2 separate regions of the Homo sapiens genome follow, and region 1 is linked to region 2. A link is an interaction called in ENCODE POLR2A ChIA-PET data of the cell type or tissue named here. Cell type or tissue: GM12878. All regions are shown on one strand. Each heading gives the region's core, and the rest is flanking DNA. Links, peaks and the distances in the headings are about the cores only.

Region 1 (6,800 bases), core at 779-5,778, 61 kb before region 2:
TCTCCTCTCCCGACCTCCCCTTAATTATTCACTCTCTGAGCCAGCAATCATTCATCTTGGAATTTATCCTCTAGATATTTTATATACATAGCAAATAATGTTAACAAGGCTACTCATTACAACACTGTTTATAACAGCAATGCTTCTGGTTAAATGAATCATGGTGTAGCCATCCATTCAATTAAATAGTATGCATCTATTAAAAAACCACAAAGATACTTTTCTAGTACTGAGATGGGAACAATGTATTCTGGAGATCTTTAAAAGTAAAGGTACAGATGTGTGCACAATACATTATAATTTACATTAAAGAAGATAATATACATTGATTTGCTTATATACACATAAAGAAGGATATACACACATTAAGAAAGTGGCTGTTTGGGAAGGCAGGCAGATGCAGGACAGAGATAGAAGCAAGAGTACTTCTACTACATTTTGAAGAACAATGAAAAACATGTTCCAAAATGAAAATGACTCATGAAGGAGTTATCTTTTACAGTGTAAACTCCAGACATGAACAAATGGCAGACAGGAAAAGCAATGACAGAAAATAGGAAAGGGAGAAAGGAGGGAAGAGGTGCCAACTCTATTTTCTCTAGCAACTATTTCATTCTGCAAGATAAGGTACTATATTCAACAAACAAAACAATGATCAACATAAGTGATATTTGTGATTTGTAAAAATCCTGTTTCTTGGTTTAGAGTGAATTATAACCATCTGAGAATGTGATGTAAATTATGTTTATAGCTCCCAGTACAGCGATTTCTGTTTATTCAAAGTAAATCTGGTAAGCAAATGGTAAAAATTTGTGGTAAAGATCTATAATACAAAAAGTCATGTAAACTTACACAATAAAAATGTTACATTAAAAATTTATCCCCTAATTATATATATATATATATATACAAGATTAAAATTAACATTATCTTCTTTTTCCAGATCTCTTTCACATTTCCAAGTTATGATATTTTGGGGGGATCATTTTAATATTTGGTAGTAAAATTCTGATAAAATTACTTTTTTCTTGTAGAGCCATTTTAAAGAAACTTCGTTTTAAAACTAGCTGAACTAAAAATCTATTAAAACATTCAAAATGGAAGAGATAAGAATTTAGTCTGGAGAAATTGAAGACTGATACAAAAGTAAAATTTGCACAGCAATTTCACTATTACAGTCCAAATATTCCAAACAAAGTTTAATTAATATCCTATTTCAAGTTAATACTTAAATGTTATAATAATATGGAATTACATTTATTTAAGATACTTGACTTTGTGTGCTAGCTAGTTGTTGTTTTTATAGAGATGGGGTCTTGTGATGCCCAGGCTGGAGTGCAGTGGCATGATCATGGTTCACTGCAGCCTCAAACTCCTGGGCTCAAGCAATCCTCCTGCTTCAGTCGCAGTCACCCAAGCAGCTGGAACTACAGGTGTGCACCACCATTCCCAGCTGATTTTTAAAATTTGTTGTTAGCAACAGGGCCTCACCCTGTTGCCCAGGTTGGTCTCTAACTCCTAGGCTAAAGCAATCCTCCCACCTTGGCCTCCTGAGTAGCTAGGATTACAGGAAGCAGTCATCCTACGTAGCATTATTTCTTATTAGATGAAATCATTATTTCTTAATAGACTAACAATAGGCAAAGTTTAACAGGTTGAAAAGATTATTTCCTTCCTCTGAGTAAGACCTAAGAAAGGACAGGAGAAAGGGGTATGAGGAGGGTGGCATTTTCCTTGATATTGAAGTACTTAACATTTAGAGCAGGCTCTCTTGAAAGAGATTTCATTTTACTGTTTACATAGCAGCAACTACCTAATCTGATGACAGCACATTATTGAGGAGTGAATAATACATACCAAGGGATGTAAGCCCAAATTAAAAACTCGACACTATAATACCTGCTACTTTAAATTATTTCTTGGTGACTGGAAAAATAGTGTAAGACTGACAGTTACCTAGACTTAGATGTACACTGGTACCTCAGAGGAAAAACAGGGTGAGAGGGATTAGAACATATTTCAAGTTTCAATTGAAGCATACAGAATCTTGAGAGATCAGTGAGATGATAAGGAAAAGAGACTATCTGTGACAAAGAAAATGCTAAGGATGCCTGGGGCTTTATTCTTGGAGCAACTAGGAGTTGGCTGGTGTATCACAGAAAGGTGGCTAGATTTGGTGGGGGGATGAAGTGGGGTGGGGAGTAGGTGGTGCAAATAAAGCACTGCAAATAAAGACGAGAAAAGAAATTTAAGTTTCACTTGGGACTACTGAATTTGGAGACATGGAAATGTAGAATCCTGTTGGAGAAATATAGAGAGAAGGCTGCTGGATATAGGTATTGAGAACTCCAGAGTAATCTCTGGCCTAGAAGTCTAGATTTGAAAGTTGTAAGAATGCAGTAGGCGACTCAAACCATAGGAGAAAACAAACTTGCATAAACAATGAAAAGACAAGTGGGGCCAAAACACTGGAGAACACTAACATGTAAAGAGTCATGGAAAAAGATGGGCTTGGGAAGAAACTATTCTTAGGAATGCTACTTATTCTTTTCATCTAATGGCCTCACATTTGCCTCCTCTTTCTCAAGCATTCAACATATTATTTCTTTTTATTAAAGTCATTCTTGTTTAGACGCCTTGTTTAAATATCTTCTCAATCCCATTTCTACAGTGAGGCCTGACTAAAGTAAAAATGAGACTATCCCCTTTGGTATATGTATATACCAAAAGCCAAATACCAGTGAAAAGCACATAATTTTTGCTCATCTTTTCATTTTGCCTATTTCTTTTCTTTATGCCTATTTCTTGAAAGTGCAGAAATGTTAGTTAAAATAGCTTTCTAGAAAAAGCATAATTCTATGAACAATATATTTGACAAAGTAAAATTATATTAGGCTAGTCACTGGGATTTCGTGACTAGAATTTGCTCCAAAGTTATTAACTAATTTTTCTTTGCTACCAAGTCTCCTTCCTAATCTGTCTCCTAAAGTCCAAGTACAGTAATAAATAAAGGTTGTCAAGGGACCGTTTCAAAATAGGGCTAAACTCAGAAGAATATCATGGGGTTTTTAAAGAGACAGTTGCTTGATTCTGATTTAGACTAAAGGGAGAGCACAAGCATGGCCATCATTCCTTAATGAAATGAACAGAATATATCATATTGGGGGTGGGGGGAAAGCCTAGTCTTTATTTTTAATAAATCAATGAATGTTTTCCATTTGGAATGTTTTTTAAAATTATAGTGGCTTGGGTTTGAGCAAAGAATTACATCTTTCTTTTTAAAAATGTTTTGACTTGTTTGTAAAGACAGATCTCACTCTGTTGCCCATGCTGGTTTCAAACTCCTGGGCTCAAGTGATCCTCCTGCCTTGGCCTCCCAAAATGTTGGGATTATAGGCGTGTGCCACCGTACCCAGCCAAGGATTACATTTTTCACTTTCAACAAATATAAAGGCAACACTCTAAATACAGGCCCTGAAGAATTAAAGTTGTCTACGTTTCAGTTTATTATCTCTTGTCTAAAGTATTTTTTCTTCTCCACTTCATTCTGGGGTCAGACATTCTGAGGGGTAAGACAGTTTCTCACTCAGCAGTTGTCTAAGCAAAAAGTTGAATTCACACAGAATAATAAAATGGCTTAAAAGCATAGACTTTAGAATTAGACTAGCTGATTTTTTTTTTTTTTTTTTTTTGAGATGGAGTCTCGATCTGTTGCCCAGGCTGGAGTGCAGTGGCACAATCTCAGCTCACCACAACCTCCACCTCCCAGGTTCAAGCGATTCTCCTGCCTCAGCCTCCCGAGTAGCTGGGACTACAGGTGTGCACCACCATGCCCAGCTACTTTTTGTATTTTTAGTAGAAATGGGGTTTCACTGTGTTGGCCAGGCTGGTCTCGAACTCCTGACCTTGTCATCCACCTGTCTCGGCCTCCCAAAGTGCTGGAATTACAGGCGTGAGGCTAGCTGACTTTTAATCCAAACTCCAACCACTTACTAGTGGGGTGATCCTAGCAAGTTAACATACTGAAACTAGTTTCCTCAACTATAAAATGGGATACAGTTGTACATATCTTAAAGGACGGCTATAAGGATTATGTGAGACTGTTTACAACAGTACACACAACAACCCAATTAGTTCCTTTTATCATTTGGATCAATTTGGACTTTGACACTTTATAAGGTCTACTTTCCCAGTGTATCTTGGGAAAATTAAATAAGAGTTAATCTCCCAAGGCAGTGAAACATGAATAAAAATCAATTATGATTAGTATTAAGAAACAGGTTTTATATTTATGTTTCACCCAAAATAAAATCCTAGTTATTCCTTAATTGATTTTTTGTATTCAATTAAATGTTAAAGATTTAATGCAGCCACAAAGTATATGTTAATAAAAATTGTTTGACTTGAGATTTACATTTACAAGGCTTATTATTATTATTATTATTATTATTATTATTATTATTATTATTTTTGAGACAGAGTCTTGCTCTTGTCACCCAGGCTGGAGTGCAATGGCGCGATCTCTGCTCAGTGCAACCTCCGCCTCCTGGGTTCAAGCGATTCTCCTGTACAAGGCATATTAAACACAGGATTCCCGTGGACTGGACATTAATAACATTCTTACGGATCTTCTTTGGGATCTCGATGTTTCATTATTTAGAGTAAAATAATCTTAACTTACTGTGGGAAATTTTTCCAAAGCCCACTGAAATATAACTAATTTAATTCAAATAAAAATTTCCAAAAAGAGTATTTAAAAATATCCCAGGTCTTCCTTTAGTAGTGTTATATGAAAATTCAACAATAAATATTACTAAAAGCAAATAAGAAAAGTGGTATAACGTGTTGTTTGCTTTTAAACAAATTATTACCCTAGCTGAGAATCACTGCTTTAGAATTACCTTATTCAAAGGGATTCTGACATAAAGTAAAAAATAGCACTACTATAAAATCTAAAGGGTCATTAGGTTTTTTTCACTCAAGCAAAACTGCACTCAAGTAGGCACATTTTCAGAGACAAAAAGTTTAACATCTAAGTTTTTATCATTTCAGTCTAGATTCATGTCCTTGAATTCTTTTAGGTAATAATTCTAATAATTTAGACATGGTGAATGACAGAATTTTACAATAGTTTGTGTGAAATCTTTTATGATGAATTCTACACTTACATCATGACCTGAAATTTGTTAAATCGATTTAGATTCCAGAGATAAGACTGTCACTTGAGATGGAATGCTCCACCTACATTTTCCTTAGCCTTCTTCCTTTCTTGCCAACAGGCTCCACTTCTCTGATTCGTCCATAATTTTTTTGTCTTTATCAAATGTTCCTTTCTCTTGAATTAAACCTTAAAAGCAGAAACTGTCCATCTCCAGGGTCTACTTATTACAACACTACTCTGCATATAATTGATAGTAAACATATTACTTGAAGAAAAAGACAGAATACAACTTACAATATATTATCTAATTATATTTTATAAGTTTGGTATAAACAGATGTTATATTGAGCTCATCATGCCAGGACAAAGATCTAAGAAATTAACCAACTATTTAAACTATTAGAAACTAATTAAGGGTATCGCTGGAACACAGTAAAATATGGGCAGACCTCGAGAATTTTTTTCTCCCCAATAAAGGTAGGTTTTTGATGTTCCTTGCATCTGGTTGTTACCTACTGAGAAAGAAGGAAAGTGCGCCAGTTTCTATGTAATATAGGCAACTGATGTAAATAGAAAAACGGGTTCAAGTTTGAGTAACAGAAAAGGGCTAGGCTCTATGAATTTCCAGGTTACTGCTGCCATGGCCAGTGAAACTTGGTAACTCCATATACTGATCATGGTGATGACTAAATCATAGAAGACTTCATGGATAATAAAGTGGATGTTAAAAACTTAATGATCTTAAGATAAAAACCTTGACAGAGACTTTTTTACATTAGAATCATGGATTTAAGGAGAAACCATTTGTAAATCTGGTGAAAAGCTTGATTGTATAATCATGCCTCATAAGTATCTATGTGTTCTCTCAGCTGACTAATCTCACTCTCTACTGAATCAAAATTAAGTCTAAAGGGTGAATTAAAAATCCTAAATGCTTTTGGTCAGATAAAAAAGACAATTCAAACTACCATGCCTTTAAGCATGACTCATGAATAAGTGCAAGTTATATGTAAACTAGATCCAGGAGTCTGAAGTCATTCACATTTATTTCACTCTTTTTACATTGAGGATCAGGTCACATATAAAGGTTTCCCATGAAGTCCTTGTATCATCACTAGAATCAATAAGTAGAGAAACGTCCTTGTGATCTCTAAGTTATTAAGCAATGTCTCCTTATCCATTTTTGAAAAAGAACTTTATGACTATGTACTAAAACCAGTGACTTACGGCCATGAACTGGAAACCACATTCTTGATTATAGCAGCTATGAAAATACAGAAATATCTAGAGGATGTACCCAGTTCAATGTCTCCACAGACTTTTTAGTGCTGCTTATATATGCTTCAAGTGATGGCAATCATCTGATTTTTCTGCTTCACATTTTAAGATTCCCTATTTTACAGAAAGGGTTTATGAGAGGTTTATAAATACAAAAAGAGACCAGGATGCAAAAGTAAGACATCACTGGAGGTATTCAGAGGCTGGATGACAACTTGAAAGGAACACTGTAGACATGATCCAAGTATAGGATAGGTGGTTAGAATAAATGACCATTAAATTCCCTTCTAACTCAGTTTTATAATTCAAAACTCAGAAGATAAATTCTGAGATGTGATATTAAATAAAAGGGCATTGGTTC
Region 2 (6,800 bases), core at 1,018-6,017:
TAAAATAAACTGAGATTGCCCATTTTATTTTAAGTATCCTGCAGAAGACAATTAACTTTGTTTCCAGCACAAAAGATAATGCCAATATAACTTTGGTGAAACGTAAAATGGTGAAATTTAAGGATATGGCTGAAGATGCCTATGATTTTATAGGCTTTTCACTTAGATGAATGAATGGATGACTTTGCCACAGCATTTTCAGCATTCCAGGCGTGTGATAAAATGGAATCCAGTTCAAGTTTCTTTTAACCTTCATTTTTAGGAACCTGTGATTACATATATAAAATATAAATATACACGTTTGGATTTGACAGTGATTTAACATTTTGACCAAATACCTGTGCTAAATTCATCCATGAGACAGCTGAGGAAATCATTTCTGGAATAATTTTTACTGTTCTTCAGTGTTCCTCAGGCAGGAAGCCACAGGAAACAAAGTATTGTGGTGCATATTTCCCTGCAGGATTTGGTGTGTCATTCACTGTGGAGAATTTTGCTTTCCAGCTGCCTATAGTTCATATTTTTGTACTTGCTTTTCCCTCCAGGATAATTTGATGAAGTCAGTTCCTCAGAGATAGAAAATGTCTTTGTATCTTTTTAAGATCAGATTTGTTTCTTTTCCCAACTGAGAGATAAACTTGATTAAAAAGAAAACATGTAAGTAGCCGGGATTAATTATTTTGACATATGAAATAACCATGATCGCAATATGAAATAGTCATTAGATAATTTTAATAATCTAATAGGGTAAGTGCCTTTGGTTGAATGAAAATAAGGTCTGTCAAAATTTTGGATCAGTTTAAGATGTAGTAAATTAGAACCTGGAATATAGAAATGAAAACCACCCTTTTTCGAGAGAACTTCACTATTCTTTTATTAGGTCTAATTTCTACTTTAAAGTTTTTCTACCCTCCTTTTCCTCTCACTTCCCTGCGAAACATTGTCCCACTCCTAGATGAGAAAATGGCAGAATAAAATGTTTTAAAATCAGAACTAATATCCTCACGTTAAGCAACTATTTTTTTAAACACCTACACCAGTGGGTTTTCAACCCTGCCTGTAAGAATCACTGGAGGAACTTTTTAAAAATGCACAGAACTTCACGCCTATAATTCCAGCACTTTGGGAGGCCAAGGCAGGCAGATCACTTGAGGTCAGGAATTCGAGACCAGCCTGGCTAACATTGTGAAACCCCGTTTCTACTAAAAATACAAAAAAAATTAGCCGGGCATGGTGGCACGCGCCTGTATCCCAGCTACTCGGGAGGCTGAGTGAGGCAGGAGAATCACTTGAACTGGGGAGGCAGAGGTTGCAGTGAGCCAAGATCGCGCCATTGCACTCCAGCTTGGGCAACAAGATTGAAACTCCGTCTCAAAAAAAAACAAAACAAAAAAACCAAGCCACACAGATTTCACCTTCTGAATTACTAATTTGATTCATATGGGGTGGGACCTGAGTGTTCACATTTCTCAGAACCTCCCAGGCCGACTTTAATGTACAGTAGAGTTGAGACCACTGGCCTCTACTGTCCTTTGCATAGGTGTCCCTAGGCTCTTTTTCAACCTGCCAAACCTGATTTCTCTATCACCCACTTAAAGATTACACTTGGGGTAACAGTGACAATCAAGCTCTGTGGTGTCCAAAGTGAGGGGTGCAAGATGATGTATTAGAGTGTGAGAAAAATATAAGAAGTTTATTTTTTAATCACATCCTTTAATGATACGTTTTTTAAATATTTTATGATGCACATAATATATTAGTACAATAGATTGGGGGAAGGGAGACAGAACAGAAAACACCATTTTTGCTGCTATAGAGATCCCCTAATTCTCTGCTTTCAATGAGAGCAGTTTCAATGTTGGCTTTTTGATGTCTACTGATTGCTGCAGACTTCTCTAGAGCTAAGTATGGAGTTTTATAAGACGCATGTCCTCCACTGCACAGCTGTATTCTATGACCAACCACAGAACACAATCTTTTTTTTTTTTTTTTTTTTTTTTTGAGACAGAGTTTTGCTCTTGTTGCCCAGGCTGGAGTACAATGGCGCAATCTTGGCTCACAGCAACCTCTGCCTCCCAGGTTCAAGTGATTCTCCTGCCTCAGCCTCCCGAGTAGCTGGGATTACAGGCATGCGCCACCATGCCCAACTAATTTTGTATTTTTAGTAGAGGTTTCTCTATGTTGGTCAGGCTGGTTTCGAACTCCTGACCTCAGGTGATCCGCCTGCCTCGTCCCCCAAAGTGTTGGGGTTACAGGTGTGAGCCACCGTGCCCAGCCTAGAACAGTCTTTCTTGCTAGGTCTTTGTCCTTCCCAGGGTTCCTGATACAGCTTTACCTCCTGATCCCTTCTCTTAGTAAAATTTCTTCTCACCTTTCCAAATTCTTCTAAAATGCACAAGCATTTTTGGGTACAGTAACAAGAGAGGCTTTAATGTAGAAATGCCACCAAAATATCCCCTGATGGTAAGACTTTTTGAGGTATAATGACATTGTGGTCACTTTTTTTTTTTTTTTTTTCTGAGATGGAGTTTCACTCTTGTCACCCAGCCTGGAGTGCAGTGGCATGATCTCAGCTCACTGTAACCTCTGCCTCCCGGGTTCCAGCGATTCTGCTGCCTCAGCCTCCTGAGTAACTGGGATTACAGGTGTGCACAACCACACCCAGATAATTTTGTATTTTTGGTAGAAATGGGGTTTCACCATGTTGGCCAGGCTGGTCTCAAACTCCTGACCTTGTGATCGGCCCGCCTCAGCCTCCCAAAGTACTGGGATTACAGGTGTGAGCCACCGTGCCCAGCCATTACTACAATAATTAAAAAAAAAAAAAAAAAAACTAATATGAGAAGCGGGAAAATGGCTGTGGTTGAATGACATGATTGACCAGGATTAGACAATTGTTGGATCAGAGTACTGGGTACATGAAGGTCATTATTATATTCTGCTTACTTTTTTGTATGCTCAATTTTTCATAATAAAAAGTTAAAAAAATCTTTTGAATCATTTATGGTTCATTTATTTAAAAAGAACCCCTCCTGCCACCTCCCCCCAGCCCCATATAAGGGCACCCCAAACCACAACTCTTGGGCTTGAATAATGTGTGAATCTATTTCAGATTTGGGCTTCAGACTGGTGTGAATTCTGCTCCTTCTGAGGCTGATTTCTTCCTTCCTCGCCCTCACTGACCACTTTCTTTTGTCCCAATGGCTATCTCTCAACCTGCCCACAATCACTTTCTTATAGTTAGCCTCCCCTCTTCTATCTTGTGTCTTTCATCTGCCTTCGTGGTTTTCTTTTCAAGTCATTTGTTCCCTGCCTCACCCCAAATCCCCTTCAGACATCAAATACTCAAATCTAGTCAGCATTCTCAGGCCATTTTCTTCCCTCTCCACCTAGTTCTGCCAGGCAGCCTGCCTCCCACTCCTGCCTCCATTCTGGGGGATGGTGTGCCAGCAGCACCAGAGTAGGAACTTCCCACCCTTCTTTTGCGAGCTGAGCTGACCTGGCTCTGGCCTGAGGTCTCATCCTGTGTGCTCTGAGTCTTTCAGCCTCATGTCACAATCCTCCATGAGGGGATTTCAGATACTTGCAGATTGGGAGGAGGTGACCTTTCTGCTTTTTTTTGCTGGGCCCGGTGGAAACCACCCCATCCCCTACCCCCACCTTCCTTGTACTGTAAAATGGGAAGTCTCGATGCAGGTTTCAGAGTTTCTGTTGGGGGACTTTCTAGGATGCCTATAAATTTTCGAGGTTTTGCACCCCTTTTAAATATACAAGCTCTTCTGAAAGTCCCTAAGGCATTTAGCATCATAGCTATAATCTCTAATATTTGAAGGATTTCAGGGTCTTCAAATAACTTGGATATATACCATCTCACTTGTACATTTTTTCCCTGTTCTTTTGTAACACAGCACCTGATTTGCTCTTCCTGCCACCATAGCGGTTCAAAGAGTCACTCTCCTCCACTTTGTTACACGCTCCATTTCACTGTTCGAATATTTTTTTTTCCCCTAGCAACTTTCTGGTCCCCTACCCCTAGCGTAGGTAGTAGATACTGCATCACCACTTCCCTTTCCCCTACTGCTCTGTGACCTACCACGTGAACATGAGAAAAGTGTCCGTCAGTGTGAACGAGCTCGCATCACAGTGTTGGGCAGCTGCATTCATTTTGACCTATAGTGAGGCCCGGGTTGGAGAACTAAGGGGGAGGGGCTGGAGCGGGAGAGGGAAGAAGAAACAGATACTTGTTCACTTTCCCTTCTCTCTCTGCACTTCCAATTTTAGAGAGGCTGGAGGCTAATTTCCCAGTTATAACAAGGGCCTTCACTTCAGCTTGTGTTTCAAACACTAGGAGAACTAAACTTAAAACTTTCTAGCCTCACTGGCGATCGCATGACTGAGATTAAATAGGGAAAGGGAAGAAAAAGAGGAAGAGAAGAAAAGAAAAGGGAGAGAGAAGAGACAAGCAAAGAAGGAGAAGAGAAGGACAGAATGAGAAAACATTTACTCTCATTTCTTTCTTTCTTTTTTTTATTGTTATTTTTTCTGAGACAGGGTCTGGATCTGTTGTTCAGGCTGGAGTGCAGTGGCGCGATCATGGCTCATTGCAGCCCTGACCTCCCAGTCTCAAGCAATCCTCCCACCTCAGCCTCTCGAGTAGATGGGATTATAGGCACACACCACTATGCCCGGCTAATTTTTGTATTTTTTGTAAAGACCGGGTTTTCCCATGTTGCCCAGGCTGCTTTTTTTTTTTTTAATTTACTTCTTATATTAGAAGAAAGCTGGGGTATCCTGTGACTTATTAAAATGCATTTCACTGGACTTCTGATGTGGTATTTAAAATGTCCAATTGTCAGGTAAACTATTGCTGTGCTAGGATTTATAGGCAAACTGAGGCAGTTTTTCAGATACTTTCTAAAGCAGGAAGTTCCTGATATTGAAGAGGCAGTTTGTTCTTGACCATATTTATCCAAGGCTACTTCACAGCACCTCAATAATCTATTTCATATAAGATGTATTTGATATCAGGTTGACATTTTGACACAATTTTCCAGACCATTGAAGGAAATTGCTTAAAACTTTTTCTTTTGTCTAGGCAGGCAAGACCACCTATATGTTGATAAGTCTGGTTTGTTCTTTTTGTATAAATCCTGGCAGGAGCATAAAAACAGTATTTGTCTTTTATTATTACAGTGGTGATATGTTCACTTAAGGAAATCAAATATAGAAAAAGTACAAAAAAAGAAAATATGTTATACAAATATGTATAAAAAGATTTTTTAATATAAATTTTATTGTAGTATAACATACAGAAAATGCACAAATTGTAAGTGTGCAGCTTGATGAATGCCACAAAGTGAATATACCCATGTAACCAACAGACTAGGACAGCGCTCCAGAAAGAGAACATAACAGCACCCCAAAAGCCTCCCTCATATCCCCTTCCAGGCACTATGCTGAAAGTGTTATCATGATCCTGACTTTTAAAGCATAGATCTTCTCCCCTCGGCCCCTGGTTTTGGACTTTTTAATAAATGGAATCATACAGTAGTATGTAGTATTTTTTGGGGGGGTGCCACTTCCCATCTTGCTTGTGAGAGCCATTCAGTTTTTGTATATGGCTCATTTCCTTTCCTTTTCTTTTCTTTTGAGACAGAGTCTCGCTCTGTTGCCAGAGCCCAGATCATGTGATGGTATGATCTCGGCTCACTGCAACCTCTGCTTTCTGGGTTCAAATGATTCTCCTGCCTCAGCCTCCAAAGTAGCTGGGATTACAGGCACCTGTCACCACGCCTGTCTAATTTTTGTATTTTTAATAGAGATGGGGTTTCACCAGGTTGGCCAGGTTGGTCTCGAACTCTGGGCCTCAAGTGATCCACCCGCCTTGGCCTCCCAAAGTGCTGGGATTGCAGGTATGAGCCACCGTGCCCAGCCTATGGCTCATTTTTGTTGTTGTATAGTATTCCATTGTATGAATATACTACAGTTTATTTAAACATTCCATTTTTAATGGACATTTGTGTTGTTTTCTCATCTTAAGCCATTATAAATGGTGCTGCTATTAACATTTTTATAAATCTCTTCTAGTGGATATGTGCACTCCTTTCTCTCCTAGGAAAGGGAGTGTTGGGTTATGTGGCGAGCATATGTTCAGCTTTAATAGATAATGCTAAACAGTTCTCCAAAGTGGCTATACCAATTATACACTCTTGGCAGTCATGTTTAAAAGTTCTACCTGTTTCACTTTCTTGTCAACACTTCATATGCACAGTCTAAAAAGGCAAGGCCATTGAAGGTAATAGTTTACTTGATATTCTTCTTTTACCTAGACAGACAAGACATATATATTTATTCTTTTCATATAAATTCAGCAGGAGCATATCGATCATATGTGTTTTTTTGTTTGTTTGTTTGTTTGTTTTTGAGACGGAGTTTCACTCTTGTCACCCAGGCTGGAGAGCAATAGGGTGATCTCGGCTCACTGCAACCTCCACCTCCTGAGTTCAAACAATTCTCCTGCTTCAGGATCCTGAGTAGCTGGGATTACAGGTGCGTGCCACCACGCCTGACTAATATTTTGTATTTGTAGTAGAGATGGGTTTTCACCATGTTGGCCAGGCTGGTCTCGAACTCCTGACCTTAGGTGATCCACTTACCTTGGTCTCCCAAAATGATGGATTACAGGTGTGAGCCACCGCGCCCAGCCAAAATGTGTATTTTTAATTGTAATGATGATATGTTCACTTAAAGAAATGCTGGAAAATTTTGGTCACTGTGGTGGTTAGGTAGTGGCATCTCAT

The links. ChIA-PET counts read pairs that join two places held together with the same protein. Peaks named below come from ENCODE experiments on the same cell type or tissue, not always from the same donor. Only the 100,000 strongest peaks of a DNase experiment are listed, where the experiment ranks them.
Region 1: POLR2A ChIA-PET joins it to region 2 with 5 read pairs; 2 of 35 experiments call an interaction of 5 or more read pairs at or near these places.

The regions. Positions count from the first base shown.
Region 1 is chr3:150,442,986-150,449,785 of GRCh38, reverse strand. The region is part of intron 1 of TSC22D2 (TSC22 domain family member 2); the gene reads right to left. Among named protein-coding and RNA genes, the nearest start is that of TSC22D2, 38 kb to the right of the region's middle. In GM12878, for the core only: no CTCF peak of the experiment used is centred there; no DNase peak of the experiment used is centred there.
Region 2 is chr3:150,382,328-150,389,127 of GRCh38, reverse strand. No RefSeq gene overlaps it. Among named protein-coding and RNA genes, the nearest start is that of TSC22D2, 23 kb to the left of the region's middle. RefSeq lists enhancers at 3,340-3,649, 3,708-3,877, 4,250-4,499. In GM12878, for the core only: a CTCF peak has its summit at 4,010; DNase peaks (open chromatin) are centred at 2,409, 3,547 and 4,077; H3K4me3 peaks cover 1,994 bases; H3K27ac peaks cover 3,003 bases.